Regions from separate parts of the Homo sapiens genome. Here regions 2 and 3 are each linked to region 1. A link is a loop called in an ENCODE intact Hi-C map of the cell type or tissue named here. Cell type or tissue: OCI-LY7. All regions are shown on one strand. Each heading gives the region's core, and the rest is flanking DNA. Links, peaks and the distances in the headings are about the cores only. Region 1 overlaps MCTP2 (multiple C2 and transmembrane domain containing 2). Region 2 has its middle 57 kb from the start of LINC01581. Region 3 overlaps MCTP2 (multiple C2 and transmembrane domain containing 2).

Evidence for each region. A loop is a pair of places that touch in the nucleus more often than their neighbours do. Peaks named below come from ENCODE experiments on the same cell type or tissue, not always from the same donor. Only the 100,000 strongest peaks of a DNase experiment are listed, where the experiment ranks them.
Region 2: a loop joins it to region 1, with 2.2 times the contacts of the local background. A loop is called at or near these places in 2 of 110 quality-filtered maps.
Region 3: it touches region 1 in a loop (4-fold over the local background); 4 of 110 quality-filtered maps call a loop at or near these places.

The regions. Positions count from the first base shown.
Region 1 is chr15:94,473,647-94,484,453 of GRCh38, reverse strand. MCTP2 (multiple C2 and transmembrane domain containing 2) reads right to left here. Exons shown (of 23, transcript NM_001385001.1): 22 at 7,661-7,758; 23 at 502-5,488. The coding sequence ends at 5,420. Among named protein-coding and RNA genes, the nearest start is that of LINC02852, 110 kb to the left of the region's middle. In OCI-LY7, for the core only: CTCF peaks have their summits at 5,223 and 5,425; a DNase peak (open chromatin) is centred at 5,493; H3K4me3 peaks cover 1,244 bases; H3K27ac peaks cover 1,516 bases.
Region 2 is chr15:94,159,657-94,170,463 of GRCh38, reverse strand. It overlaps the pseudogene H3P40. Among named protein-coding and RNA genes, the nearest start is that of LINC01581, 57 kb to the right of the region's middle. In OCI-LY7, for the core only: CTCF peaks have their summits at 1,821, 2,022 (motif pointing right), 5,866 and 6,065 (motif pointing left); DNase peaks (open chromatin) are centred at 2,033 and 6,033.
Region 3 is chr15:94,408,082-94,418,888 of GRCh38, reverse strand. The region is part of intron 17 of MCTP2 (multiple C2 and transmembrane domain containing 2); the gene reads right to left. Among named protein-coding and RNA genes, the nearest start is that of LINC02852, 180 kb to the left of the region's middle. In OCI-LY7, for the core only: CTCF peaks have their summits at 5,559 and 5,762 (motif pointing left); DNase peaks (open chromatin) are centred at 5,348, 5,748 and 7,398; H3K27ac peaks cover 1,545 bases.

The DNA of each region.
Region 1 (10,807 bases), core at 1,760-9,759:
TCAAGTATCTGGAAGCCTCACTGATGTTTTCAGTGTAAAGACTTCTGTATATCTTTCACAATTTTGTATCTTCATAAGGGATTTTCTTAAGTAGTTTTCCATTCTGGTAGAACTTAGTTGGTTTTGAAGGAGAGTTATGTTGGCCTCATAAAATGCTTAAGAAAGTGGTTTTTTTTCTTTTGTTATTGTCTAGAAGAGTTTGTATAAGAGCGACAGGTTTTTTTTTTTTCCTATAAGTATTTGGAGAAATTTCAGTTTTTAGAATTATTTTGAATGAGCAATTATATCTAAAACACTTAGAAAGTAACTGGCATTTGATAAATGCCATAAAATATTAGTATTCTTGTGTGCTTGAATATCCATTTTCCTGTGTAAATCATTACATAAATGCTAGGACAGAACAGCTGTGGGCTTTACACAGAGGTAACATGCTTGAAGCCATTCCTTTAGAAGTCACCCTTCAGGATTTCAGCATTTATTCAATTATCAGTTACTACTCAATGCATTTTCAGGCAATTTTTATTTTAATTTTTCAACTGTTCCGTTGTCACAAGATTCCTAATACATAAATGAGAGGCAGGTTTTGATAGAACATAGTTTTTTTTAAAGTTCAGGGGTAACTGTGCAGGTTTGTTACATAGGTAAACTGTGTCAGAGAGGCTTGTCATACAGATTATTTCATCGCCCATGTATTAAGCCTGGTACTCATTATTTTTCCTGATCCTCTTCCTCCTTTCACCCTTCACCCTCCAATAGCCCCCAGTGTATTTTGTTCCCTTCTACATGTCCATGTGTTCTCATCATTTAACTCCTACCTATAAATGAGAACATGTGGTATTTGGTTTTCTGTTGCTGCATTAGTTTGCTAAGGATAATGGCCTCCAGCTGTATCCAAGTTCCTGCAAAAGGACATGATCTCATTCTTTTTTATGGCTGCATAGTATTCCATGGTGTACCTCTACCACATTTTCTTTATCCATTCTATCAATGATGGGCATTTAGACTGATCCAGTGTCTTTGCTATTGTAAATAGTGTTGCAGTGAACATGTGTGTGCATGTGTTTTTATAGTAGAACAATTTATATTCCTTTGGGTACATACCCAGTTATGGGATTGCTGGGTCAAATGGTATTTCTGTCTTTAGGTTTTTGAGGAAACACCCACCCTGTCTTCCACAGCGGTTGAACTAATTTACACTCCAACCAACAATGTATAAGTGCAGAACATAGTTTTCAATAATGAATATGGCTAACTCCATCTCAAGCCCATGAAGAATTTTTTGCAGCTAATAGGGTTACACTGAGGTCATGACACCTCTGTTTTCTTACTAAAATAATCCCAAATATCTCCTTTCATTCCAAATTCCAGCCCTCTCTCTCTCCTTTCTTCTCCACAGTGGAATTTTTCAAGGGTTACCTCCATTCAGAGGCCCCATATTTTCACATCCACTCACTTCTCAACCCAGCGTGGTTTCCATTTCTACCATTCCACTGAAATGGCTTGTTGCCAGGGTGCTTCCAAACTGTCAAACCATTAAGGTCATGATTCTGTACTTATGTGATCTCAGCGGCATTTGATATTATTGACCACATCAGCTTTCTTGCAGTATGCTCTGCCACTGAATTCTAGGACAGTCCATGCTTACTGTTTTTCTCCTCTGTATTTACCCGTTTCTATTTACACTCTTAACTGACTTGCCTTTCTATATATGACATTAACTGTTGAGTTCTTCAAGGTTTAATTTCTTGAAGCATGTAGTTTTGATCACTTTTCATATACAATGTTTGCCTTTAACTTGTGTACATCTCAAGTACAGTGTGTTACTTCTCTGAGAACTATATATTCCATTACCTTGCTGACATTCCTATTTGGATGCTTTTCAGTCACCTGAGATTCAGCGCTAAAACTGGACTCCTGTGGTCCTCTCACAGCAGTTCTTACAGTTCTCTCCCTTAGTGAAAGGTAACACCATCTTCCTAGACCTGGAGACCTAGGGACTGAGAGCCATCCTTGACTCTACGCTCCCTCATCCCATAGTCCAGCAATTGTTAAGTCCTGCTCACTTTATCTCTTCACCATCTCTCAATTCTACTTACTTTTTTCCCAGTGCCACTATTTGAAAGTCCAGGGTGTTATTCATTTATCAGGAGTACTACAAAGGGCTAATATTAATAACTTCTCTAAACTTTGAAAATTGCTAGGCTATCCATTGCAGCTAGAATATTTTTCAAACTTAAATCTGAGCATGGCATGCTGTTGCTTGAAAGTATCTGTTTAATGTCTGGCTTTACCAAGGGAATGTAGTCTGTTTTGTTCCAGAAAATTATCGGCATTCAATATAGACTTGTTAAATGATAATTTACAAGTAAAGAAAAAAGAATCCAGAAGATTGTTTTACCACCTAGAAATAAACATTATATTTTCCTCTGATATGTAGGTAAGAACTTCAAATATAAGACATAATTTAAAAGTTTATAATTGACATAGTCAGGGATTATAAATAATATCACACAAAATAAGCTCTTAATGCAAGAAATGAATCTCCAGGATAGATCATACTAATCTATCCAATCCAGCCCTCTGTTCTGAAAGCAGCACATGAAAAGGCAGAGAAAGAAAAATAATCTCTACGACCTGGCCTGTTAAACATGTATTTATTTCCTGAGTAACTATTAGGTGCTAGCTGTAATGGGCTATTCAGTGGAGGACAGTGGTCAAAGCCTCTTATGATGTATGGCAGATGCCAGAAAGATATGAAAGATGTGATGGTACAAAAAAGGAAGTTGGAGTCACATCCAGCCACAGGACTAACTAAGCCTCTTTGGGGCAGGAGACTTTGGAAGTGTTGAAGGAGAGTAGAATCTATTCAGAAAGAAACAACTGGGGGCAGGTCCTTCCAGTCTGAATGAAGATTAACTAGGCATAATGTAACTGGCATCATGGCCGTGACGTCTGAGAGGTTATGAAGGCCTCCACTTGGGTGGTGGAAATCAGAACAGAAGTGGTTAATGCATTGACACTGGACCTACTAGGCTTTAGGGGTTGGGAGACGAGGACAACAGCACGAGGAACAAAAAAAAAGAGGATGACCGAGAAATTCCAAGCCCAGAAAATGCCAGTCCTGGTAAGGGAAATAAGGAAGCTGGAAGGAGATTATGAGGGTTGGGGTTCTGAAGACAGGGAGAGACAGATGATGTTTAGTTTCTGACTTGCTGAGGTGTAGATGCCTGTAAGATAGAGAGACAGGGCTAGAAATGGGAAGATAAAGTTTGAGAAGGGAACCAGGAAAACTTGGCAAGACTTCAACATCCCTACTTAATTATCACACTGTGAATCCACAATCGATAAATTTTATCAAAAGCATTCTGGAATCTTTCCTAAAAGTTTTTGACAATTGTATAAATCTTAACATGTCACTTACAACTAACATTCCTTTCTAACAAACATCCAATGTCTACTTAATCAACTAACAATTGTTTTCTATATACAGTTTATTCAAGGTTGATTCGGTCCTGCTCTTACGTCCCAGCTGGTGTTTGGGTCCTAAACTTAACACTGAGAATTTCAATCGGGCTACAGAGGAAACAAGTCTAACTAATGATGCCTTCTTGTCGGGCAAATAATTTCATTTTGAAATTCTATAGCAAAAGAACAACAATAAAGTATTGGTTCCACTTTTAAATAAATAAGGGGTTATTTTGCTGCTGAAAGTTTTCATTCAAATGACTGATCAGATCTCACATGTCTGTTTAAAAATGTCTGACTTAGGTCGTTACAAAATGACAGACTATGATAAACTAGATGATAGTTAGAAGCAAGACAATGAGGCATTGTTTACACAGAAGATTGAGTAACTGGTTTAACAAAAGAGGTTCTTGGGTATCTATTGTATGTACAACTACGAGATTTACTGGAGCTTTTATAATTTCTGCAAGGCTCTTTTCCAGCCAGCTTCATTAACTTGAAGTAAATCAAATCATGCAGAATTCTGGCTCAGCCAGAAAGCAACCCAGTGAGATACAACATGAAGAAAAACAGACACGGGATGATAAGATTTAGAATCTTTGGCATTTTTCGTAAACATTTTGTTTGAAGATTATTAAATTACAACCCAGAGACAAAAAAAAAAAAATAGTGAACTCACTATTAAATGAGATCTTTTTAACCTTAACTTTTTTTATAATACATACATACATAAAAACTGCACAAAGTATGTGTCAACAAAATACAGTCTTTAAAACTTAAATATCATTTAAACAGACTTAATTGCATACATTTTATATACGCACAAAGTCAGGATTTTTACATGGCAGGGAAATACTGTGGAATGATGAGGTCTGCAGGAGACAGATGCTATCAAATGAGGACTCTGGGGTGGTATTTTCTAGAAATGGGGTTCTGAAATAAATTTTTATTGTATGTAGCTTATTTTACTTCTAAGAGGAACAAAAGATACATTTGGGCAGCCAAAGTATTTCTACTTCCTGCTTAAAACATTCAGGCAAATGAAATGATTATAATAATTAGGTAAGCAGCCTTATTAGTCTCTCGGTCTTCAGTTTCTTATCTTTCTAAATACCTAGAGAATTTATTCATTCATTTCTCCCCTACCCCCACCTGCCTTTCTGAAATTATATGTTGACATTTTATAATATTTTGAAAATAAGCAAAAAGTAAAGTGAGAAGAAGTGGCATCAGAAGGCAACCAAATACTTTCATGGGACCCTCATTTTTCAAGTGAGTGATCTCTAGGGACCTTCCTGGGCCATCCATTGCCAGCAATGGACCCTGCTGTAGGCTGGCATCCAGCACCGAGAGGTTTCCCAAAAATTCACATACATATCCTTAATAATCATGGCTGAAAGATCCCTAAAGGTTTGAGCTAATTCTGGTAATTATTAAAAATGCCTTTTAATAATATACAATATTTGGACAGAGGATGACTACCAAAGACTTGTTAACTCTGAGAAGAGACTTACGCCCATGAACGATAATCTGAAAGGAGTGTGGGGCTGGGGAGCGGAAATAACTGAATCTTAATGAGAGTCTGTTGGAGGTGTGAAAACAAGTTCAAAGTCACTCTTGAATCCAAGTGGGCTCCTGGCTGTTCTCAAGGAAGGTGGTGTTCAGATCCATGGCAGCCTTGTTATCTCCTATTTCAGAATGGATGTTAGTCTTTCACAGTCTTGGGGTTGTTGCTTTTCGCTGGGCTGACCCTCTACGCAACTAGGACACCCATGCATGAGGGTGTGTGCACATGTGTGTATGTCTGTGCACGTGAAGGAGGAGGAAGTATACAGAGGGTGCCACAGGGCATGCATTTCAGAAGGACACCTTGGGTACCACTGAAACAGCCATAACATTGGTCTACTCAACCAAACACAATATTGGGTGCTGCTGTCCAAAGTCGGTGTGTGCCCTAGAGAGCGCTGCGCTTCTTCCGCAGGGGGCTGTGGCTGCTGCAGAGTTTCAATTCTGCATACTGCACCTGTGAAAACAAATAGCCGTGATGCTGGCGGTTAGGTAACCCTAGCTCGCCACAGTGTGTGCTAATGGCTCCCCAAGGACAACCGAAGGCAAAGGAAGGAAGGTTCAAAGGTAATGAATCATTTTCTAAACACAGGAACATGGAGGGATTAATTGCAGGAAGGATTTGAGAAGTCATGCATCATTTCTTGAAACCAAAATATTAAAAGCAGATTTTTCTAATGAGATGCGTGGGTTTCTACCTTCGCTGGGCACTGCTAGATGATGTTCGTTTTGTGTGTGCCAGTTTTCAACCATAAGTAAGCTTAATAACTGCCTCTTGGGAATGTTTATCTTAGTATATGATACAGCAACTTACTGAGGATTATTCGTTTAAAAATATCTAAAATCTTGGGGAAAACATCTCGGAAAATTATACACATTTACTTTGCCTGAGAGGAAAAAATGCTGAAATTGATACTGGACCCCAGACTTTTATATAGATTTCTCGTGGAAATTAATTTCATTTGCAATGTAATGACTAAAACATCTGTGATAAATATGAGTACTTGGGAGTCCCCAGTGGCAAACTGTCACTGTGTTATTAGAAAGCGCCCTTGGCGATACACGGAGGATCTTACTAGCATACTGTACATCTTCCTGGAATGTTCTTTTGCTGCATCTCTCTGTGTTCATGCCATCTCCAACTGGAATGGCCACTTTGAGGGCTAGTGACTGGACTCTGCACAGAGAATCCTTGGGGGCTTGAGGGAAATTTCTGTTCTTCAAGGATACAGTGTGAACTCACACTGCGACCCAAGTGATGGTACGTTGCAAATATATTGCTTTGGTGTGTGGGCTTTGATAGGCTGCTGGTGGAATGGCTTTATTTAAAACATTGTATTACAGACCACATGTGCTCCCTATTTTTAGCATTTGTGACAAATTCCCCAAGGACATTATGCCTGATCACAGAAGTCAGGCTGTACTTTGTCAGAGGCAGATAAATGAAGAAAACACCCCATTCCTTATGGTGTTTTGCGAAGGTGCCCTAAGGGAGCAGAGGATGACATACCTGTCAATCTTCAATGCAAAACAAACAGGGGCCGGGTTATTATTTTTTAATTAAGTAATACAAATGTTAAAGAGTAAATTCATCTTTCTAGAATGTGTTTTCACAGCTAATTATGAAATGAATTTTAAAGGAAGATAGCATCACAGAGTCCATTTTAATTTCTAGAACTCGGAATGAAGGGGAAAGAAACTCTAAGGCTTTTCCGCCCCAGATCTTTGAAATCCTCCCTGAGCTGCCAGGGAACCAATTATGCTACAGTGGCTCAAATATGAAAATCGATATTTGATTTGGGATTCTCTGAGATATTAAAGGATTGTGTCTTTGATCATCTTGATGATATTTCACGCCATGGTCTCCCCATCTACCTATTCAGTGATCTCTGTTCTCCATTAGAGAAACTGCCGCCTGCCCTCCTTCCTCTGGATTTATAGCAGGCTGATCCACAGGGGCCAGGATCGAGCTACTCTACACGACTTTCTAGTATTGTTGCCTTCGTTAATCTCTGTGTATCCACAGAAACAGGACACTGCTGGACTAGGTGACCATTATCTGTGAATAATACTTCTGATTGATCTCACATTATTTCACACTGCCTCTGCCTCTTTGTGTATTACAGTAAATGGGGGCTGCATTCTCAGCATCCCTAAGTCTTCAGAGGGAAGACGATAGAAGGGAGGCCTAGGAGATAAATCAGGGCAAATGAGAATAAAAAGAATAATCCTTTTGTCCCCTACTTCCCCTAAAATGCTTGCCACCCGGAAGAAGAAAATAAGCAACACTCCCTGGGTTTGGATCTCATGCAATTCTACTCACTGAGCCCATCTTATCCTCTTTAGGGAGGCAAGCAATCGAAAGGGGACAAGCATCAGTGCCCAGTAGCCACACAGTGTGAGTTCCAGATCATACTTAAGTAGCTCTTTTTCAAAACAATTTCCCCCAATCACCTCATGCTTTGGACAAAGATTTTTCTGCCACTTCTCTGCAAGCCAGGCCTCTTTAAGGATTTTCTGGTTCCTTATCTCAATTACTCACACAAGCAAAGCCTTGTGTTCCTCTGGCTCCGGGGCTGGCCAGATTTCAGGTTGGGGCCACTGTTGGTGGTAACCATTCATTACATACCTTTTGAACATCAGACGGTACCCTAGAGAGGAAGTCTAGTAGCTCATTATTGTCGATGGAATAGGGATTTCGAAGCTTCTTAGTAAATTTATTTATGCCTGAAAAATAGAAACACAGGAGATCTCTTTATCTGTCTGTCTGTCTATCTATCTATCTATCTATCTATCTATCTATCTATCTATCTATCTGTCAGTCAATCATCTATCTATCTAGCATCTATCTTCAAAAACTCGCCTGACTCGGGGGAGAGGGGATATTCACAAGTAAAAATTAGTGTGAAAACAATTACCAGACCTCAAGTCAAGCACATGTTGCTGTCATGTAGAATCATTCACAAATGCCTTTTCCTGAAGGCAGGAAGCAGGGGCTGGTGAAGAGGGGCTCTGCCTTCTTCAGCTGTGAAAATCCCATTACAATCCCAGCAGCAGGGCGACAGAAACACACGCTCAAACTGGGGAGCACGTTGGCTTTTTTGGAATACGCTGATTAACAGCCGCCTCTGCTATGAAAACAAATGTCCCAGATGGGAAAAGGCCTTCATTAGCCCAAACAAGTCCCTGCTTGGAGGCTCTGGACCAAACGTAGCAGTGGGAGGTAGAGGGCGGGAGTTGTTTTCTTGTTGTTACAAAGAAAACCGCAGTCATCTGTCTTTCCCCACCTCCAACTCATTTTCACAGGTTTCTCTCCTCTCACAGCAGAACAGAACCTGACATGTTGATTGTACTTTGATGCTGCAGGAAACTGTGAAAAGTTATTATTGGCAAATTATCTTACTATGGTTGCTAACTTAATTTATGGATCACAACGTCGGTGCGTGGGTCTGTCTGGGCAATGGAGAACATGCTAATTTAGGACAAGGACAAGGATAATTAGAAACGGGTTGAACGTTTAAGATGTCAACATCCTATAGACCGTCCCTCTTTGGTGGCTGCACCTTGGGTTCCCGTGCATATCCAGGACACGCTCTGCCCCTGGTTTACTCTTTAGAGGGGAGTTCCTCTCAACCACGTTTTGTCTTCTACTCTGCTCTTTGGAGCTGCTTTGACTATATCCGGAGCTCATAAGCTGTAGTCTTTTCACCAAATGTCAACCCGTTTTTCATGTTGAGTTTTAGAAGCAGAAAGACTAGGTGGCCTTCTGAAGTTTTGCCACAGGGTGCTTGTTTAACAAGGATCATATCTGAAGGGCTGTCAGTCCCAATGACGCTGAATGAATTCTTAGCTTCGTTGTACTCTGAATGGCTCCTACTCAGAAGTCAAGGTAACATTTAACTGTTCAGTAGTCCCCAACACACAAAGGGTTTGATTTTTTTGTTGTTGTTCATTAAGTATTATTTTGCTTTCATCTGAGGACTAGGCTTCCTGCATGGCATTATACCTGACACAATGCCAACCTCCAGTTATTTCTTTGGAGGGTCAGATTTACATCTGCTTTGCAAATGGGAGCCAGCCATTGTGCCCGAGTAAATGGTGGCTTGGCGGTTGGGCTGGTGAAGGTTCCTAGCAAATGATCGCCTTTCCCTCAAGTCAAAGCTGCACTCTGCCTTTTTTCCCTCTACCCCCACAGCAAGCTTCACGTTTCTAGCTAAAATTTCCCCCAGTGTTCCTTTACACTGAAATACTCTCACTGTGTTATTCTAAAGACATTTAATTGTAGCATGGGCTTTTTGGCAAAAGAAAACAGACAAGGCAAAATGATGAAGGGAGACAAAGACGTATTGAGAACAGATATATCTTCTATTGTTAATTATATATGGTGTGCGCATCTGGAGTCTTCACAATGAACGGCAAGGCAGGGATAATATCACAGCTGATCAAAACACTGCATTCTTAGTCACTGAGAAGATTATAAACCTGCACAGTAGCTCAAATGCACCAATGAGGGCAAAAGTATTCCACAATGCACTGAGACTATCTATGTTTGAAAAAAAAAAACTTAGGATAAAAATTATAGGGCACTCAGATTGCATGTTTCAAATGCACACCTTATTTATGAAGGTGTCCAGGATCAAAAGTTTCAATAATTTTGCCCTATTCACAACTCTGTGAGACCGACTGTCAACAGGAAATCACAGACCCCTTGGTTCCTTTTTTTGTTTTAAGAGATGGGGTTTCGCCATGTTGGTCAGGCTGGTGTTGAACTCCTGACCTCAGGTGATCCACCCACCTCAGCCTCCCAAAGTGCTGGGATTACAGGCGTGAGCCACCACACCCAGCCACCTTGGTCATTCTTTAAGGGACAAGAAAAAAAAGGTTGTGACGTAGGAATACCTGGGCCCCCGTTCTGGCTTCATGTATTAGCTGTGTGATTTTAGAAAAATCACGTAACCTTCCTGTACCTCACATTTCTTACATTAATATTTGAATAATAAAGACCTCCTTATAGAGTTTCTTGGGTAGATGGGAGAATCACATTGGGCAGTACAGGCAAAATGATACTGTAGTCTGAAATTCTACAACAATGCAGAGGGCTACCATCATTACTGTACATGCAAACAAGCTAAGGAGACAAAGGAAGTGAGCATGGAAAAGAGCCTTTAATACTATTAAAGCCAACTATGATGATGCAGACACATTTAGAAATTGTGGCTTCATCTATTAGCATGCTAAACATACCTTAGATTTTTTTAACCTAAATAGTACAGAGGGAGGGTATATCTGTTGTAAAATTACTTTTAGCGAAAGAAAAGAAAGAACAGAAAAAAAGCAAGTGGGATAAAATACTGAAGAATAACATTTTGTTGGGAAAGATGCTATCATGTACTGGTCCTGGATCATAGATTGAATTGATCAGTGGGGTGGAATGTGGAATGAGCCCTACAGTTTAAAAAAAAAAAATCACTTGGAGAAAATCAGAAGAGATGGAAAAATTGCATGGCTGCTTTGCACATTTGGTCACTTGAGAATAACCACTTGAAACACAATTAAAACACCATTTTTCAGATATTCATATGAGCGACCAGCAGGTAGCTCCAACTGTAATACACTGGTTGGGGTGAGGCAGGGGTTCCTTGCCTGTTCATTTATCAAATTCTGAGTGTCTTCCATGTAAAAAAATATTGTGCTATCAAGTGAAGATACAAACTTAAACGAGGCATAGGTCCTTCTTGCAAAAAGCTAAAAATTTAGCTTAGAGAATTAATATCTA
Region 2 (10,807 bases), core at 1,195-9,194, 310 kb after region 1:
TTTGATGGTATTGTAAAAGGGATTGTTGATTTTATTTCCTTCTGGGGTTTTCTGTTGTTAGTGTAGAGAAACACACTGAGTTTTGAGTGTTGGTTTTGTATCCTGCGACATTACTGGATTCATTTATTCTAAAATTGTTTTTGTGGACCAAACTTTTACCTTCTTCAATGAACCTTCTGCCCTTTATCCTCAGGTTCTGATTTATTCTTTGCTTTCTTGTTTACTATTTTTGAATCTAACAATGACTTGACAATTGAGTTAAAATCAGGAAACTGGAGTTGGTGATTGTTTGAAGGAAAGTTTATAGAGATTCATCTTCCTAGAAACATGTCCCTAAGAGCCTTTCCTTCCCTGAGTATTTTGTAATTGGCCCTCCTGATGGGGAGGATGAAAGACAGAAACATAAGGAAAGGAATAGAATAAGGGTTGTGAACAATTCTAGGGGAAAAGGACTATTAAAAAAATACATATAGGGCTGGGTGCAGTGGCTCATGCCTGTAATCCCAGAACTTTGAGAGGCCAACGTGGGTGGATCTGTTGAGGTCAGGACTTTGAGGCTAGTCTGGCCAACATGGTGAAATCTTGTCTCTACTACAAATACAAAAATTAGCCAGGCGTGGTGGTGCACACTTGTAGTCCCAGCTACTCAGGAGGCTGAGGCAGGAGAATTGCTTGAACTTGGGAGGCGGAGGTGGCAGTGAGCCCAGATCGCACCACTCCAGCCTGGGTGACAGAGCAAGACTCTGTCTAAAAATCAAAAAGAAAACAATTGGGTAATTAGGCTAGGGGATGCTTTTGAAAGCATAGTCTCAGTTGTGACCTAACGGACTCAATGACTTTGTTCACTAACACATTCTGCCTTTCATAGCCTCATCCCAGTGCTTCCTTCTGAGTTACTAAAAGTGATTATTTGTAACTCTATTTTAAAATAAGATTTCATTGATTTAAGCATTGAACTAATTATCCTTAAATAATATATCTGTTGGACAGGCAGGTAGAGGAGAGTTCTCATTATTCCTGGTCATCACCATGCTTCCATCCTATTCTATGCCTTTATTACAACACTGCCCTATCTAGGATGAAATTTATCTTCCTGACCATGAAAATTTCTCCTGAGACTGATGTGATTGCTGAAGACATGCTTGCTGACCACGACCTATGGAGAGTTTTTTAAAAATAGTTTAATGTATTTTAATAGCAAACTTACAGAAACAACACAGAAGAAAGACAACATTAAAAAACACGTACTGCATGTAGGACAATTCAGTGAGAAAAGTCTAGTGAATGGATGGTATCTGTCATTTGATAAAAATGCTACAAACACCATTTAGTTGCTGTCAATAAAACATTTACTTATTTTTTTTTAAAAAATCCAAATGCTAGCATTGTTCAGAAAAAAAATAACAGGTTTCTTAATTGTTATAAAGTTTAACCACTGAGACTTCTTCACTGAAAGGTTTGACTTGCATTAATGCTTCATGTAGGGACATAAATGCAGGGCATTTATACTAACAGTTCACACACAAACGAACACAGAAAAAAAGTGTCAATATCTGGTTTCTGTCCTCTGTTTTTTCACTGGCAATCATATACTTAGTTACCTTTTGACCCCATGGAAAAAAAAATATCTAACATTCAGAACCACCAATAACAAGAAGAAGAGAATTTTTCTCAGAATGAAATGTTCCCATCATAGAGGATTCTTAAGGACCTTCTCTACGTATGAGATGTGCTAGCTGGACGACTTTTGGCATAATTGTTACACATTTGGCATGGATAGTGCACAAGTTGGTGTCTTCAAAAAGGCCAACCAGATAGCCCTCACTCACTTGCCTCCTGCAAAGCACCAATAGCTGCGCTCTAAAAGCGCAGATGTTTTCAAGTCCTGAGCAATTACGTGCATCAGATGCTGGAAGGAAAGTTTGCAAATCAGAAGTTTGGAGGACTTCTGATAAGGTCTGATATCATGGAGTGTCACAGTAACCAGGCCTGTAATTATGAGTTTTCTTCACCCTTCCAGGAGAGGGCGCACTACTGCAAGCAGCTTCCACAGCCGGTTGCTTCCTGGGGGCTTTGCCACTGGTTGATCTGTGGGCAGTCGGCTTTGTACCAGCCACGGTCTTAAAAACCTCCTTACTTATCCCCTTCTCCTTCAGCTGGGGCTCAGCGAGCTACAGGTGGTGCTGGCATTAGAGATTTTATGATTGAGGTGTACTGTTTTGAAAATAGAATCTCAGGTTTGCTTTGTCAGATAGGCCATATCTATTTAATCTGGTTGTAGAATCCATACCCATTCTCCAACATAGTTTAGAACTAGTTATTAACAGAGGTACGCAGGTAAAAAGATCTTTCTGTCAGTACCCTTAAGAGGAAACGTGTACACACACACACGCACACGCGCGCGCGCACACACACACACACACACACACACACACACGATACAGTTTAGTTCATGGAGGCCTGCGCTGGCCACCTCCTGTCTTATTGCCTTTGGTAATGCAATCATAACATCTAAACTTAGCTACTGCACTGATTTATGTATTGTAGATATGGTTCTTCTTGATGGCGAGCAAGCAGGGGCCCTGGCTTGATTAAGAGGAAAGCAGAGGCCTTACCTATCTCTTTCACCGCTCTGCCTCCCAAAGCCTAGCACAGGGCCTGGTAAAACTTTAGTAATATTCATAGACTCAGAATGACAACGTGAATAATGACTCTAAGAATTCAGACCATAGGTTTAGAACCAAGGCTGTGAGTTTAAGAGTTTTACCGTCTTCGAATAAAACTTCCTCTCCAATCCTGTGAGTGTTGAAATCATACCCCTTTTTAAAGCCTTGGGGGAAAAAAAAAGAGAGAAAGCCCTTATGTGTATACCACTCCAAATGAGCAGGAAACAGCATAATTATTTAATGTGTGTATTAGCCTGTTCTCACACTGCTAATAAAGACATACCTGAGACTGGGTAATTTATAAAGGAAGGAGGTTTAATGGAGTCAGTGCCACATGGCTGGGGAGGCCTCACAATCATGAGAGAAGGTAGAGGAGGAGCAAAGTCAGATCTTACATGGTGGCAAGCAAAAAAAGAGAGCATGTGCATGGGAACTCCCCTGTATAAAACCATCAGATCTCGTGAGACTTATTCACTATCACGAGAACAGCACAGGAAAGACCCACCCCCCCCCATTATTCAATCACCTCCCACAACAAGTGGGAATTATGGGAGCTAAAATTCAAGATGAGATTTGGGTGGGGACACAGCCAAACCATATCAGTGTGCTCAAAGTAATAACATTTCTTCAGGAACTAGCCAGGAACTTTGAAAAGCAACAGATTTTCTTCACTCTACAGCTGCATGACTATGTGCAAAGTACAAAATGGAAAATCATGAAACCCCAAAGAAGAACTTGACGTCAGGGCAGATCTGAATTCAAATCCCTGCTCTTCCCCCTGGATTCATCATGTCTTTTTCCAGCCTTCCTTTTCTCATCTGTAGAATGGATGTGCTAATGTACTCACTTTTTAGAGTTGTGAGATAATTAAGCACTTAACATAATACATGTTAAGTGTATTAATATGTGTGTGGCACATAGTGAAAGTCCAATGTATGTTCGTTTTTTGTCAATTTTTAGTTCATAATTTGGAAATTAGCCATGACAATGATATTTCTGGTTGTTTTAAGGCATGAAATAAACATGTAAAATATCTTTTTGGGCTATTGCATTGATATTGGTCACAAGATGGATTGATGTAGATCACAAGACCAAACTGGGTTAAAAAAAAAATCTAATATGAGCCTGCTTTTTGTTTGTAAGTATATGGAAGAAATAGTGCCCAGAATAAAATCGGAACAAGGTGGAGGAAGGATTCATTCACACAAAACATTGCAACATTATTTAAAGTGAATCTCGGAGGCAGTGGGTTTTTTTTTTTATTTTAGTATTTTTGTGTGGGTGTGAGACGGGGTATCGCTCTGTTGCCCAGGCTGGAGTGCAGTGGCACTATCTTGGCTCACTGCAACCTCCACCTCCTGGGTTCAAGCAATTCTCCTGCCTCAGCCTCCCGAGTAGTTGGGATAACAGGCACGTCCCACCACACCAGCTAATTTTTGTATTTTTAGTAGAGACGGGGTTTCACTATGTTGGCCAGGCTGGTCTCGAACTCCTGACCTCAGGGGATGCGCCCACCTCAACCTCCCAAAGTCCTACTGAAAGGCGAAGACAGCTGGACCTCCTGGATCCAGTGGGGACTTGGGGAACTTTTCTGTCTTACAAGAGGTTTATAAATTCACCAATCAGTGCTCTGCAAAAATGCACCAACCAGCACTCTGTAGCTAGCTAGAGGTTTGTAAAATGGACCAATTGGCACTTTGTAAAATGGACCAATCAGCGCTCTGTAAAATGGACCAATCAGCAGGACATGGGGGGAGGACAAATAAGGGAATAAAAGCTGGCCACCCCAACCAGCAGCGGCAACGTGGTAGGGTCCTCTTCCTTGCTGGGGAAGCTTTATTCTTTCACTCTTCATAATAAATCTTACTGCTGCTCACTCTTTGGGTCCCTGCCACGTTGAAGAGCTGTAACACTCACCAGCAAGGTTCGCGGTTTCATTCTTGAAGTCAGTAAGACCACGAACCTACTGGAAGGAACCAAATCCGGACACACTGGGATTACAGGCATGGAGGAACCAACTCCGGACACAACGGGATTACAGGCGTGAGCCACGCCAGGACGAGGCAGTGGTTCTTACACTGTAGTATGCGTTGACTAAATAAATGGTCTCTTAAAATACAGATTGCTACCCTGCCCCCCCCCCCGCCCCCCAGCCACCACTCCCAAACTCCCCAGCCATTTCTGCATTTATGGTTTTGGGTGAGTCCTAAAAATTTGCCTTTACCATAAAAGGTTGATATGGCTGGCCTTGGGACCACATTTTGTAAATCACTGCAATGGCAGTAATTCTAAGCCTTGGTTGCGTCTTGAAAGCTGGAGAACTTTCAAAGATGCTCATGCCTGGGCTACATCCACAGAAGTTCTGGTTTCATTGGTCTGGGGTGGGGTCTGTTTATGAGGAGTTTCAAGAGCTTTCCGGGTGACCTAAATGTGTACAAGTTAAAGATAACTTACCTAGGATATATCAGAAGTAGTGTATTTTAGAAAAGAGCCATTCGATTATGAATTTAATAAATATGAATTGAGTACCTACCATCATTCCAGCCCTGTGCTATGTAATGGGAAAACAGATATAAATAAGAACGAAAGAGGAAGATTGCCACATTGATAGCTGCTAGAGTGACAGCCTGCCAATGAGCTTGTGCACAGAAGGCTGCTAAGATGGTTGGGATGTATGTGGAAGGCTGTGAAGTTCAAGTGAGAGAAGGTTTCACTAAGGAACTTGAACTGAGTTTTGAGGGATGAGTGAGCATGATGTTTTATGAGCAGAGAATAGGGGAAGGACATTTCAGAGAGAAGGCAGCCATAAGTGAAGGCCCGGAGTTGGGAATGGACACAGTATGTGTTCACGGGCTGCAGCCTGGTGTAGTGGTGCAGAACAGGGTAGGAGAAACAGGCTAAGATAGATTTCCATGCTTAGACTTATCCTATGGGATTTGACGGGGTATTTGAGGGTTTTAGGAGGAAAGTGATAGAAATAGATTTCATCAAGTACATCAAGAGGTAGGAAGATCTACCTGAGAAACATTCTCCAGATAAATGGGCACATAGAATAATCAGGACACCAGCTTCCCCCCGCCTTTAGCTAATCCGTCAACGTCTGATTAGAAGTGCAAGGAAAAGGGGGACGCATTTCTTTTCACTGCAAGTAGAGCTGTTTCAGACTTTGGGAATCTTGGGAGAAAAAGAGTAAATGCGGAGAGAGAAGACATCAGAGAGGAGAAGAAGGAGAAGGAAAGCGCAACAGAAATGACACTGTGATTCAAATCAGTTCAGAAACAGCAAATACAAATAAAAGAAGTGAAAAAAATTTCTCCAACTGCCCCTGATCCTCTGAAACCCTTTCCCAGTGAGGCCAAAGGCCACATACAGTAGCCTGCACTGCCCCCTGCAGGTAGAATACAGAAACGGCAATGATTGAATCTGGATTTTATTCTCAGCTTCGGAGAAAGCAGAGGTAACAAGAATGTGCCTTGTGTATCATCAATCTGCCCTCCAGCTAGGCCTGCGTATTACTTCTTTACTGTTTACGTTTAAGCCTAGTTTTTTTAATTACCATTTTTTTGTTTACATGTAAGCCTAGTTTTCTACTTACCATTTTTGTTGTTTACATTTAAGCCTAGTTTTTAATTACCATTTTTGTTGTTTACATTTAAGCCTAGTTTTTTAATTACCATTTTTTCACGGCTCTTTAAAAACACTTTTTTCCTCACATTTTACATCTGAAATTAGAATGTGTCTTGGAATCAGTTTAATTGACAAGTTTTTTTGTCTTTTCTTTATGATACATGACAGAGCATCTCACAACTGATGGCATCTTAGATTTGGCAATATTTATTTTGCATATGTCAAAGGTATGGCCTGGTGGAAGAGGAATGATGTTTTTGAGTAAGATACATCTGCTGTCACCTTGACTCTGATATCCCTTCTTACCTAAATTTTGGCTCTCCATTACTTACCAGCAATTTGATTTTCAGCAAGTTAATTATCTCTCTGAGTCTTGATTTCTTCGTCTTTAATGCTACTTACAAGATTTTGTACGAGTTAAATGAAATTCCATCTAAAGTCCTTGAACAGGCCTCACCTAGCCCATTAAAGTACCCAATAAATGACAGTTATTTCCAAATTTAAGTCTCAAAAAACAGATAGCTGTCCTGCTACTAACTGAGCGAAAAGCATTCAGACAAAACTACCCGCTCTTCATCCGAACCTGCTGTTGTATCCCAAATGCAATCTGTGTGGATTAATCCTTGGAATTTATGAGAGCTACTGCTGAGAGGCTTGCTTTATGTTGATCACAAAAGGCATGAGGGTTCAGATGAAGTCTGTGGGGGCATTTATTTTAAATGCACCTATTTGGATGCTTAAAGTCTTAAGCAGAACCCAGCTATCTTTGCCCACTATAATTCAAAGCCTCCTGTCTCCAAACGGTGTTAATTTTTTTTCCTGTGCCCTTAAAACTCTCCAGCTTGGTTTCTGCTTTATTCTGATAAACCTGGAAGTGCAGGGCCAAGCCTTTTAAGTAAAACTGCTTTTCCGGTATTTAAGGCGGTTGAACATAAATGAAATAGAAAATGACAATGATAACAGGTAATGCTATCGCTGCCTGCTGGATGCTGTTTGTAGCTCTCCCTAGCAATCACAGGATAAAATAAAGCCCATGTTGAAGGGCAGTTTCTCTAATTGCTGCCAAGGGATATGAGCAGCGTGGACTTGAAGCCTCTGTTAGCTCTGCAGGGGGCAGCTCTCAGGAGCACCTGGATGAAAATGGGGCTTATAAAGATGTTCCGAAGCAAGCTTTCATGTTTGCCAAGTGGCTGCCCCTTGAACTCCCTAATATTCCTTTTTTTTCCTTAAGTGATATGAAATCATACAGTTCAAGTTCTTAGCGTGAGTCCCAAGGAGAGAGAAGGAGCAATAGAAAGAGGAGGAAATCAAAGCTTTTCGTGGTGGCTGCTGCACGCTTTCTTGGTAGCATCATTGCATTTCTGAGGTTTATGGTGAGACAAGGAGCTGAAGGGGCACAGAAGGAGGTCTTCACATGCTTGTTCTGCCCAGGCCCTGCCCCTCTATGCCAATCTGCTTCAATTGCTGGGCATTCAAGCATTTTACACGACAACAACTCTGTTAAGTAGGTATTCAGTTTATTTTATACATAGGGGTTCCAGATAGATTAAGAAGCTTACTAGTATGTGATAAAGTAATGGTTTTAATCCAGGTTGATGTGACAACATTGCCTGTGTTTTTTCCCATGAAACAGTATAGCCTCCCAACGTTCCTTCACCCCAAGCAGAAACTACACCTGAATTCACATTCATCTACTCTGACAGATCTTGCACATGTAGTATTATGTCTATACTACGCATGTATTGGATATGTGAACATCTGCTTATTTATTTATGCTTCAAAACAGCCTGATGAGATAAAAACCATTGGGATCATTTATAAATGAGAAATAATAGGCCTCATTTATAAATGAGAAATCACAGGGCTTATATATAATATGTGTGTATATATACATGTACATATATACATACATATATATACATGTATATATACATATATATACATGTACATATATACATACATATATATACATGTATATATACATATATACATACATATATACATATATATACATGTATATATACACATATATATACATGTATATATACATATATACATACATATATACATATATACATACATATATACATACATATATACACATACATATATATATATCCGTGGGTTTAGCTCTCTGAATGTTTTCGTCACCGTTATAACAACTATAAAACTGGTTAAAGCACTCCATGAGCTTTTAATCTAACAGGTCTCCAGGGTCTTGTGTTATTCAGGCTCTGTTATCTTTCTGTTATGATAATGAAAGAATAGAAACAGCAGGAAAATGTATTTAATACACACACACACACACACACACACACAAACACATGGATATGTACACCCAGGGCAAAAGGCAGTCAGGGGCAGGTGAGGCTTGTTATGTTTTGTTTGATCTATTGCAGAAAAACCAAAGCCAAATTGCTCTGGGATTTCCTCTTTCTTGGATTATGTGGGTTCTTGGAAATGAGCCTCAGAGATCTCTGCAACAAAGAAGATGAAGTGGCAGATCCTCGGGAGAACATGGACCTCTGAATTCTGGGGACCCCTGGGCAACATGGGCATGGGACGTGAATTCTGTGTTTCCCGACACCAAGATGCTAAGAAGCTGCTGAGTGGAGAGTGGGTTCCCTGAGGCTGGGGTTCTCAGTAGCAGAGAGACTTCCCCAGGTGCCTCAGTGGGAGGTGGGCAACTTTTCTTCTACTCCATTAACCCCACTGGGAGTGACTGCATCAACTCCCATCTCTGACAGAATCTTCATCACATGGTGATCCCAAAGGCAGTTACCTGAGTCACAAAATGCTACAACAGAAACGTAGCCATCCAAGGAACACAACAGCCAGAGGGAAGAAGACTAGGAAGAATATAAAGAATCTGAGTTGAAAATAAATTGCAGCTAAATTAAAGATTCGAAGATAAAGATGAATTAAAAACCCAGCAGATTTCGTAGGAGGCTACTGGAACTTCGGCTGCAGGCCCTCACTTAAAGTTAAGCCCCCTGCTTGCATGGGTCACTATTAATACCCTAGGAAGAGCTCCAGCAGTGCATCCACAGGTTATACATTTATAAAAAGTTGCCAAGTTTAACCACCAATGGCTAAGATGACTGTCTCTTTCTCCTAGAATAATGAGTCTTCCTGGTGTGTTTAGGACTGAGAGAATTCCCAGGATGTGGGACATTCAGTCCTAAAACCAGCAATGTCCCCAGCAAACCTACTGGGAAGGTAGAACTCATCTTTTTCTTTCCATGTCTCTCTTCACAGAATGCACTGGAAACACCATCAGGGCTTATAGGCTCTGGCAGCAGAAAGGTTGAAAACGGGATCCATTTAGTTTGGGCTTATTGAGGTGTACGTGCTTTGTAGTGGTTTTGTGTTTAATTACTGGTTGTGTTTAATTACTGGGAACCACCCTAGGGTAGGAATGGCCTTCAGAATGTTAGTACTGCTTACATCATTGACCCAACTCAGCATTCTCTCATGAAGATACAGGACCTTGCTTGTACCATACTCTGATCACGTCCTACTGCAACTGGCCCCGGAAGCACAAGGATAGTAGAAGAGAAACAAGGTTTGGCATATATCGAATCAGAAGTCAATTTGTGGAAATGTCTTCAAATAGTCAAATGTACACAACTGATGGCAGAATTGATGGAATTCCCATTGATATTTAGTCAAAATAACCCTTTCAAGAATAAACTTAAGAATACAATGTATACAATTATAAATGCATCACATATATTTTTTCTTTGTTTCTGGGAATTGAGTGTAAAGTAATTTTTCAGATTTCCTGCTTGAAAGACAATTGTGCCATGGGCCTAAAGCAGTGATTGTGTTCGTGCCCAAATGCCTGTGGTTTATTCATCCTGACTATCAATAATAAAACAAATTTGGATAAACTCTGCTAGAGGAAAGACTAACTTATCTCTTTAGTCTCTCTGTGGAAAATATTATAAAATTGCAATTATATGAAGAGATTAAAAATGTAAAGCTAAAAACTGTAGGAAGATAAAAGCAGTGGGGGCAAGGGTCATGCAGTTATTTAGTAGAGGTATACCATCTTTCTAGATGTACTGGATGTTGGAGGTATTTGTCAACATATTCAAATTTGTATTCTGTTGTGGTTGTCTTTCACATTCTAAGCTAATATTCACTTTTGTACCCAATTTTGCATTTCTGTTTGCATTTTTTGAGAAGTCTTTTAATATATGAAATGATATAAAATTTATTTCCCAAGCCTGAATCTCACCTTGAAAAAACGTCAAAAAATTCTACAAGAATATATAGAAGTCTCTGTGTACACTTAAGGTGGTAGAGGTGGCTTGAGCAATATGGAATCCTATAAGCATTAAAAAAACACTAGGCAAATTTCATTCTGTGTATATTAAACATAAACTTTCATACAGTAAAAGATGATTTCAAAAAATCAGCGGAAAATAGCAGATTTGGAAAAATATGTTTGCAACCCTGACAACAGAGAAAGTGTTAATTTCTAAACTGTACAAAAGATCTTGAAATTG
Region 3 (10,807 bases), core at 1,949-9,948, 66 kb after region 1:
TTTTCCTCTTTAGAATACATTAATGGACATTTTTAAACAGGGGGAAAAGAAGGCTTCTAACCTGTATCATACATTCACTTCTTATTAGTTTTTATTCTCTTAAATGTGAAGCATTTATTAAAATTCCATCCCTTTAATGTTTACATCATGCTACTGGCCACACTATATTCTACATTTTGTGATGATTTCATATAAATGGAAAAGTCAAACAATCACCTATGCCCCAATAAAAATCCCCACACCGCTCATAAAGGCAGAAAAAGTAGTTTAAAAAGTAGAAAAGCACTGAACTAAATGAAAGAGAAAAAGCATCTAATGTGCTGCACTATTGGCTTTTTCCCCCTAGAATGATCATAATTTCAGGTCTAGAATCAGACAATAAATTTCTCATTATACGTCTTTGCAGAAGGTGGTAATTGAGCAGTTGAAAGTCTGATTTTGGTAAATACATCTTTCAAAGCCATCAGCAAATTCTCTGCTCTGATTAAAGGAAGGGAGAAAAAATCTTCACACATTTATTTATTCTCCATAAAGGTAGGTAGATGAAGAGGTCAAGAACAAAATTCCATTAAATGTATCGATAAGTGTCTTACTCATTTCAGAAGCGTAATTTTTGGCACTGTGGGGCCCTCCATGGGAGAAGTCCAATGGGATTCTAATTGGACTGTAAGTGGACAAAGCATTCTCTAAGAGTGTTCTCTGACTTTGCTCACATGAACATTAGGCTGCAATTGTGACTAAAAGCTTAAACATAACACTTACGACTTACTCCTTCATGACTTACTCCTTTATGTTCATAGAAAGATTAGATCAGAACGAACACAGAAAAAAATGCTCTGGGTAATAAAGCAAGTGTATCTAATTAGCATTAGTGCAGTGATAGAGTAAAGCAGTTCGCTGTATTAAGTTACTCCACTTGCAGCTTTATTTCTGGCACTAAAAGAAGCAGGCTTGCAGTAAGTTCACATTAAGCCTGCAATAGCTCTGTACATATTCAATGTGTTTAAAACCGACTAAGGTACCCGAATTCAGGAACCCTCCAATAGTGATTAGTGAGTGATGCTATTTATAGCAAAGTACAATTCCTTTAGGAATCATATCAAGAATGTCTTGGATGGTCTCCCGTTACTCAGATAGACTACCTATTTGCTTAATTGAAAAGCAAAATTGTGCTTGTATCAGAGCCACACATACTTGCCACTAAAAACAAGAACGATGCCAAGGCTTGGATCCTCCTTTCCCTTAGAAATGCTGTTAGGAGTCTTGAATTTATTCTGATCAAGAGGAGTCCAAGAAGCTTTCTTACAATGCTGAAACATCACCAGCGCTCAGGAATAAATCCAAAATATGGTCTTAAAACATGTGCGCACACACACACGTACGTGTACTCACTCAAACAATCTTTTGTGCACCAAAATAAAAGTTCAAATCAAAACCCAGCAACTACAAATTCAATTTTTGACCTGTTACATTCAAAATCTGTTGCATCCTGTAAATGAAGGTGCTCTAAAGAAAACTACTGAAGCACTGATTATCCCATTTAAAGATGCTTCTAAATTTTAGTGTCTTTAACATCAGATAAAAATAAAAAATTTGATGGCATAAATAGAAAATAAAGTCTTTCTTAGCTATGTTAGGATCAGATCCTGTTAAGCACACAGTGAAAATATTTTTAAAAGCCCTCTAAAAACCAGGAGGCAGATGTTCAGGTAAAACCAAAGCCAAGGGATTGTTTATTTTAATAAAGCTATTATATGTGTAGACCCAAATTAGGAGTGGCACTCAGGCCAGGAGATGTCTAAACCATCACCACCTGTTTGCCCTGAAAAATCAATTAAAGTCACACTTTCATAGCAGCCCCCTTCTAAACAATAAAACTTTGCTTCATCATGAGACTTGAGGCGCTCAGAGGGAACATGTTTGAAACCTAAATCCTTAGTCTCACATTACTTATAAACTAACCACAGTAAAAACAGCCTTCGGGGTAGTGGTAGAAATGGGAGGGAGAAGGAGATGACAAAGACGAGGAAGGGGAGAAATCCCTTTTCCCATTTATTTCATACTGACAATCATACCTCCTTTTGGTGAATTCCAATAATTTCTTCAAAGGCTCTATTTTTTTCTTTTCTTTTTTCCTCCTTCATAACAGAATTCTGCACTATATTTTCTGTGCAATAGAAGAGATCCAACTTTGCAAGTTGAAAGCAAGGGCACTAAAGCCATCGCAAGTGTTTTAGTAATTAAACGAATATGCATAATGAACCATATGCCCAAAGGGCCTGTTCTTCATGTGGGCCAGATTTTTGTTTGAATTTTTAATTTTTATATACAGATGAAACATTCAGTGTAATCTACCAACAGTGTGAGATAACATGCAATCAGAGAAAGTGCGAGGGACAGTCCACGCAGAAGCAGGAACAGGAGAGACTACAGAAATGCTCTTCTGAAGATTTTGATTCAAATGTGTTTTCCCCCTCCAGCAATTGTTCCCGTCATCTGCTCAGAGTCTTCAAGACACACATATAATGAATACACTGACAGCTTTATACAGGATGAGTAAAATACAGTGCCGTCAGCCGAAAAGTGTGAAAATCTCATGGGACAAACAAGAATTTCTTTAAAACAAAAAAAAAAATCCTTCTACACCCATCAGTCAGACTACCATCTTGAATTACAGGGAATCCTTGCAGGTCTCTTTCGGAAGCTACGTAAATATTATATTGCAGGCTGTAGGACACATATATTAGCAATTTGAACTGATCTAAGAGGAATGCTTACTTCTCAATGATGCAACTGTGCATAGTGGGTAGAAAATGCTCGAGGTGGAATGCAAGCTTGCACTCCCCACTCCTTCCTACAGCAGCAACACAGACTATGAATTTAAGGAGTTCATTATGCTCTTCACAAACAGACAGCTCCCCGATATTTCCTAAACTGCCATTGGGAAAGAACTAGTAAAACCTTTCTTTAAGCTTTTCAGTGTCATTTAGGAAACACTGAGTTATAATCAAAGCAATATAAGAGATACAGAGTCTGATAAAATTGCTATATCAGCTCTCCAGACACACAAGATTGAGTTAGGATTCTCCAATGCAGAGAGGAGATCTTTTTTCAAATGTGTCTGTGTATCATTTGAAGTTTACAATGATGGTCTGGACAAAGTTATCACGTCCTAAATGTGGGTTGGTCTTGCATATGCCTAATTCAGGGGAAACATCTCAGAATGGGGGTGTGTTGGGAGGGGTGAGGTTGGGGGGACGCACCGAGGGAATCCTAAAGTTCACCTATTTTCTACATATTTAGCTGAAATAATAACCTAAAAGGAGAATGCTGCACGGGGTGTTATGGCACTGCGAAAGGATTATGAAAACAAATTTGATCAAAAGTCAAAGTGAAGCCTTGGACCCTTTTAAGCCCCGCTTTGGAACACAGAGATGCTGTCGTTTTCACTATGTAAACACCAGAAATGGAATGCAGAGCATTTAAAGAGCAAGTAACAACGGTACGGTAAATAACATCTCTTATTGCTTTCACTCCTAATTCAGAGTTTATGCCTTTGACACCGTCTAGGTTACTTGATCTAGTGGTCTCAGTGGAAAGACAGATAAACTTCAACTGCAGGCAGAAGACAAAAATTGACAAGGAGCGTCACCTTTCCTGACTGTTTAAATCCTTTAAGGAAGTGTCTGAGCAATTAGAGAGGGAGTGTAATCTTTGCAGAGTGCATTAACACTCTGCGACCTCCCAGACAATAGATCAGACCTCAGACACATAATGCTTCCCTAAGGCTTTTTAGCCAGTGTATTTGATCTCTTAGTCACTCCTGTGTTACTGTAGGTATCATCCACATAGAAGGCATTATTCATGAGCACTACTGTCCACTGACTCTCAGGCTGGACTGCAGTCAAGCAAAAAGCAGGAAAGACACCATAATTCTCTGCAGCACTTCCTGTATCTTTAAGATGGAAGCTGGTGGTAGGTCCAGATCTCTGGAAAATATTCTTTCACATTTATCTTTAAGCTACGAAGTCTGTAATGTAAAAAAGTGTATTAGCAACATTAATACCCATAGGTCATTAGATGATCATGGGGCGTGAATGGAACCAACCCCCAAAACATGCCACACTTTTTGTTTGTAAAATGAACTTCATAAGAGAGTCATTGGGAAAAATACCATGAGTGATAAACAACACTGGAATATGCAAAAGAAAGCAAAGGGGGAAAATCAAATAAAATCCTTGCACTGCAAGCTTTTAAATCTTCATCTATCCTGCAGGTTACTCTGCAGGACACACTAGTCAGGCAATAACCTATTTCCTGATGAACACGTCCTGTTCCAACTGCTAATCTCACAGTGGAAGCTTGGCTTTTACCATTTATTATAAACATTTTCAAGAACTGCTTACCACGATGTATTTTTTAACGGATTAGATTTTGGTCAGCTGCTAACAGAGCAGAGAACTGAATATTTTTTATATGAAGGCTGCAAAATAGGTTTTCAGAGTGTCTGACTTGCATTCCACTCCTCTCCCTCATGAGTAATTGGAAGAACAATTGAAACAGAATATAAGAAGGCCAGAGGTTTCTTTTCTTTCTTTTTCTGCCTCTTCTATTATATCATAAAAAAAATTCTGGATCCAAGGGTACAGCATATAAGACATTACTGGTTTGAACTTTACCATAAGACTTAGGGAAATGTTCAGAAGAAAGGCAGAGACTGCAATTCACATAATTTGCTCAAGACCATCACAGTTATCTGTTGATGACACTCAACATCTAAAGCCTAAAGTGTTTAAACCAAAATAATTACATTTTCTTAGAATCAAGGCAGCTCCACCTTGAAAATGTACACTGCAAAGGTTTTCTAAATGAGACTACAAGAAAATAGGAAAGTTGAAAATTAGTTTTATCCTTTAGAGTTTGCATTTTCAGATTCAAACTTAAAAAACCATAAATGAATATATATAGTCACAAAAAGCAATTTAAAAACTCTTGAACCTTAACTAGCAGAAAAGAAAGATCTCCTGTCTTCCAAATGCTTTCACTTTGCTTTGACAATGCCTCATGCCCAAAATAACTAAAAGAATTGAAAAAATGTTATCATATTCACTATGTATTGTCTAATGTTAAAAATATACATATTTATGTTTTGTTTTTATCCCTAGATAAAATAGCTTTCAAGAAATTTGTGATCCTAGTCACATTAAAACTAACTTGAAACACCTAACTAAGGGAGGAAATGGCCTCTGGAAGCAACTAGATTTGATACTATGATATGAAGGAATGTCTCTGTGAACACACACACACACACACACACACTCAGCGTCATGCCTAAGCAAGCCATGTCACACCCAAGAGCAAAGGCCTTTATAGAAGTGAAACCTAGCCAATGACATAAGCATCAAATTTTAGCTGCAGGTTAAAGAACGTAAAAATGAAATTAAAAAAAAAAGAAGCCTTAAAATGGTTATTTTCCTAATGAAATCTGTACCAACTGGGCAGTAATCTGGATCTTATTTCTTCTGCATAAGGAAGAATGTGCTACAGAATATTCAAGAAAATTATTATAAAAACAGAAAAGTACACAACATGAAAATTTGAATTTTTTTTACTAATGTAATAATTTCTGCTTATAGACGATTGTATCAAATTAAAAATAAATTGCTGAAATTAAAATCCCCAAGAAGTAGCCCACAGAAATTTACCTTAGGATTTTATCATTTATGAGTTTCTATCGCCACCTGCAGGACTATCTTTAAGTAAACTCAAGCGATTGCCAAGCTATTTGTTATTTTTCTTTCCTTTTCCTTTTTTCTCTCCCTCCTCTTATTCCCCAACCCTGTTTTTGATTAAATTTCCAGGAAATCAATTTTTTGAAAACATGTAGATTATCAAAAATGTAAAAATCGCCAATGAAATGCAAAATCAAATTTGCCGAAAGAGGTGCAGTTAATGAGGCCACAGTCGGCTAATTTTTTTTCACAGCTAAACACACTATGCATTTTCCTATTGTGAAAAGTAGAATTTGGGGATGGGGGTAATGAATTAGCCTATAAAAGTTTCCTTGCAAAAAAAATTGAGGGTCTCGGTGATTTCCAAGGAAAACTGCTCTTGCTATGGGACACAAAATGTTTATAATTGCATGTACCTAGCTTAACCCAGAGCAGAAGAAATGTGGCTATTAACAAAGGCATACTTAGCTGAAGAAGCAATACTCTATTCCTTAAAGAGAAGACAATGTAAGACAAGGCTTCACTAACAGCATCGCTAAAGCCTAATAAAGAGCAAGGTTTTAGAGCAGAAGTCAAAACTTAAACACCTCCCAAACACAAAAACACCGTTCATCATCATCATCATCCTTGTCATCATTGTGATCATCGTTATCATCTTCATTACTCTCATCACCATGGACACAACATTTTGATGAGGAAAATTCACCTGTTCCAACGGAAGAGTCAGTCAAGTGAGCACGAGGTAGCAATACAGATTTACATCTCCCTACGGCATGTTACCACTCTGAATAGCAACTCCACAGACTCACAAACTATTTTTACTCAAATGTAAGACCTGAGGGAAAATGTACCTAAAAAAAAAAAAAGCAGAGTCCAAGGATCCTGTGTATATGCAGTTTGTACTCAAGAACTAAAACCGTAATTTCAAAGTTTATGACTATACAAGCCGTGCATTGTAAAAGTAGTGTAGGACTGAGAATCCTCTATTCAAACAAATGAGGAGGCCTTGGGAAAATCACTTTCTGAAGCCTGCAGCTTTCTTCTTCCCCTCAGACTGACCATGAAAGCCCCTCCTACCTCATTCTGTGGCTCCATCTTTCCTATATTAAAAACAACAGCTGTTGGGTCTTGCCTAACACCAATGGGGCCCACAAGTATATTTCTGTTTTGTTTTGGGTTTTTTCCTTGACAAAATGAAGCATCCCAGACAATGAATTAAAACAGAAATTTTAAAGAGCTTGGGAAGCAATAGAAAAGTCATTTTAAAAGGCCAAAACCAATATGGATTTAGGTAATAAGAGAATCCCAGGGAGACTAGAACAGTCAGTAAACACTGTGCAAGAGCAAGGCTTAGATGATTACATATTGAACCTGATTTTGATTAAATATCAAAATCTTTTTTTTTGTATACGTGAGATGGGGATGATCAGGCTTTATAATAAAAATCTCCCTCTAAAACACATCTGTTATTTAAAAAGCCAATGACACAACCCCTAGATAAAGGGAGCAGTAACAAAACACACCTTTCTAAATCATAAATCAAATGGCAAAAGTACAACACGCTGTAGTAAACCCTGACCAGACCACAAAGAAGGCTTCTCTCCATAAACATCAGATCAGGCAGCTAGAACGATTACTGGGCTCTCTAGTAACTGTCACCTGTGGTGGGTCTAATTACAGGCTACCCCAGCAAGCACGCCCACATCACACAGCAATAAAAGGGCCCTCCGCTTGCCAAGCACAGCCAGACAATGGCGAGCACATGCCACCTGATGGGGAGCCCCAAAAGATCAGCCAGAGAGACTAATAAAAATGACAGCTTAGAAACAAATGACAAAGCTCAGACTGCAAAAAAAGAAAAAAAAAAAAAAAGCAATATCAAATTAGCCAGATATCTAAGTGCTGAGCATGTTCTTCAACAGGTCAAAACCTACATAAGGAATTGGTTATAACTGTTTTCACACACACCAGGTCCCCCTATTTCTAAATATTCTTTTCTGTTTTTGCATCACACAAAATGTTTGCACATCCAGGTGTCACATACAGAAACAAATGAAAGGGGAGAAAAGGCATTCAGTTCTGAAAATATCAAAAATAGAATCTTCTCAGATTCAGGGGCTGTGATGGCAGTTAGAGATTTTCCAGCTCTCTTCCTCCTCCTGGCTGCCTTTTGGCCATTTTGCTACTAGTTAGCACAATTCCTGGATGGGCAGGATCAAGAAAAAGCCAGAAAAATGCATAACAGACAAGAATATGATGAAGCTGCCAGGTTGTTTTTGGATTTTAGCTACTGATGCGGCCACAGGCTATTATGATCAACGGAGGTGTACGAATAAAAAGAAAGCAACATCTGGTAACAGATGATTTTCACTAGTTCTAGCACCCTTCCAAGAAGCATTGATTAGATGCCTACTGTGTACCCAACATTATCCTAAGCAGTAAGGATATGCACAAAGATGAAAGACTGGGCCTTTGCCTTTCTGCAGCTTGCAATATACTAAAACAATCCTTCAATCATGAGGCTGTGTTACACTGCATAACTATATAACACATGACATTAACCGGAAGTATTAAGTCATTGAAATAAAATACCTCTTCTTTTTTTTTTTCTTTTTTTGAGACGGGGTCTCACTCTGTTGCCCAGGCTGGACTCAAACTCCGCCTCTGTCTCTGAAAGTGCTGGAACTATAGGCATAAGCCATCTATTTTTGACATGAACTGAATTTATTAGGTCAAGCATGAAGAGTATCATCATAGCCTTGAGGGAGAACTCTGCTTGGCATCTGGTGGTTAAATAGACATTAAGTAGCCCTGGAAATGATTGACTCCTGAACACCAACCACAGCACACAATACCAAGCTTTGCATTTCCACCCTGTCATTGAACAGGTTCTCAACAAGTCCAGGTCCACAAAAACAGTTTGCAATGAAATAGCACATGAGTGTGTGTGTGTGTTTTAGCGAGGCCTTTCTCTGAATTTGAAGAATACCATCACCCACCAATAGTTATATCAGATAGCAGTAATTCCTACCCATACTTGTAACCCATTCCATGTTTTTAAAATATTTCCATGCTTATGACCTAATTTAATTCCCAAAGAGCACATTTTTTCTTATGATATGCTTGTTTTCAAATATAAGGGAGGATGATAGAAGAAACTTGGGGGAATAAAGTAGGGAAACTAAGGAGGTGAGGAGGGCTTCTGGAGAGAGGCAGAGTAGAGGGGATAAATGGGGTGAGGAGGAAGGAGAGAGAGAGAGAGGGAGGGAGGGGGAAAGGGAGGGGGAAAGGAAGGGTGAGTGGAAAATAGGGGAGGAGGGTTGATAGACTTACGAGTGCTCAGTATGAAAATTCATTCCTGCATTTCAATATCTAGCAGTGTACTAGATACTCGAAACCATCACTGCTTGTGGGAAGGGGATGGAGAAGAGGGAAGAGAGAGGAGGAAAGAGGGAGGATCGGGAGAAGGAGCAAGCCTGAAGAAGGTGGTAGTCAAACATCAGCTGCATTAAGTTGCTACACGACCTCTGGAGTCTTTTCTTTAAGATTGAAGATCCTAAAATCTGGATCAAGCTCAGTAGGGTATCTCTGGAAAGCAGAGTGAATTAGACTGCACTACTTGGGATCTGTAAAAGACAAGGAATCCGTATTAGTCAGGGTTATCTAGAGAGATGGAACTAATGGAATAGGAATATATATATATTCATATTTGAGTATTATCATAGCCTTGAGGTAGAGCTCTGCTTGGCATCTGGTGGTTAATATATATGAGTTTATTAAGTATTATCTCACACAATCACAAGGTCCCACAATAGGCCATCTGCAGGCTGAGGAGCAAGGAGAGCCAGTCCGAGTTCCTCAACTGAAGAACTCGGAGTCCGATGTTCAAGGGCAGGAGGCAACCAGCATGGGAGAAAGATGTAGGCTGGGAGGCCAGGCCAGTCTCTGTTTTCACATTTTTCTGCCTGCTTATATTCTAGTTGCACTGGCAGCTGATTAGATGGTGCCCACCCAGATTAAGGGTGGGTCTGCCTTTCCCAGCCCACTGACTCAAATCTCCTTTGGCAACACTCTCACAGACACACCCAGGATCAATACTTTGTATCCTTCAATCCAATCAAGCTGACATTCAGTATTCACCATCACAGAATCCTGAAAAGAAAATTCAGAGAAGGCAGAAAATATGTGCTTGCAAGTGCACACCAACAGAAAGCTCAGAAAAGGCAGTGGTAGTGACACAGGGTCCCACGCAGAGCCTGGACCTACACACAAAAGGGGGAGCTAACCATTTACATCTACCAGGCTATGTGAATATGGCTGTGCTATGATTACAATAATTGAGATCTAATGTTTACTAGTCAAAATTGGAATGCTCCAAAAGAATAAGTGATTTCAGTCGATCTAGCTATGATTCTGTCTGGAATCACAACTCACAAAATTGAAAATATAAACATGAAAATATGCTAAAATAGTTAATAGTGTCCTTTTAAATTTTTAACAGATAATCTTTTTAATGCGATTACTGTAATTTTATTAAATTGCATAATTAGTTAATGCCTGAGAACCTGCCAATAGAAGGTGCAATTATGTTGTAAAAATTATGCTCACAATATGCAATGATGGATTGTTCCTATTTTAAAAAAGTGCTGAAAAAAACTTTAAAACATTTTGAAAGTATATTATGTAGTCCTTCATGAAAAGGAAGACTAGGGAAACTATCTTATATATGTTAAAACCATAAGATGCCAAATATTTTAAGCATTGAATATACCTATATATTTTGCATATATGTGTATATGGTTCTGTGTGTGCACTTATATATACACACTTTTAAGATGTCTAAAACCCCTCTTCTTCTGGTTATTGTAACTGAAATTTCTTTTTTCCAGCTTTACACAAATACTTTTAATTTTTGAGCATCAACTGCACACACACCTAGCAAATGGGCAGCGATGTCTGCTCTGCACATCCAGTTGTGACTTCTGGTGGATGTCATAGCCAATGAAAGAGCTTAATGAAATGCAGGTGCATTTCGTTGTGAGTAAACTGGTGACAGAACTTAAAGTAAATCTTTT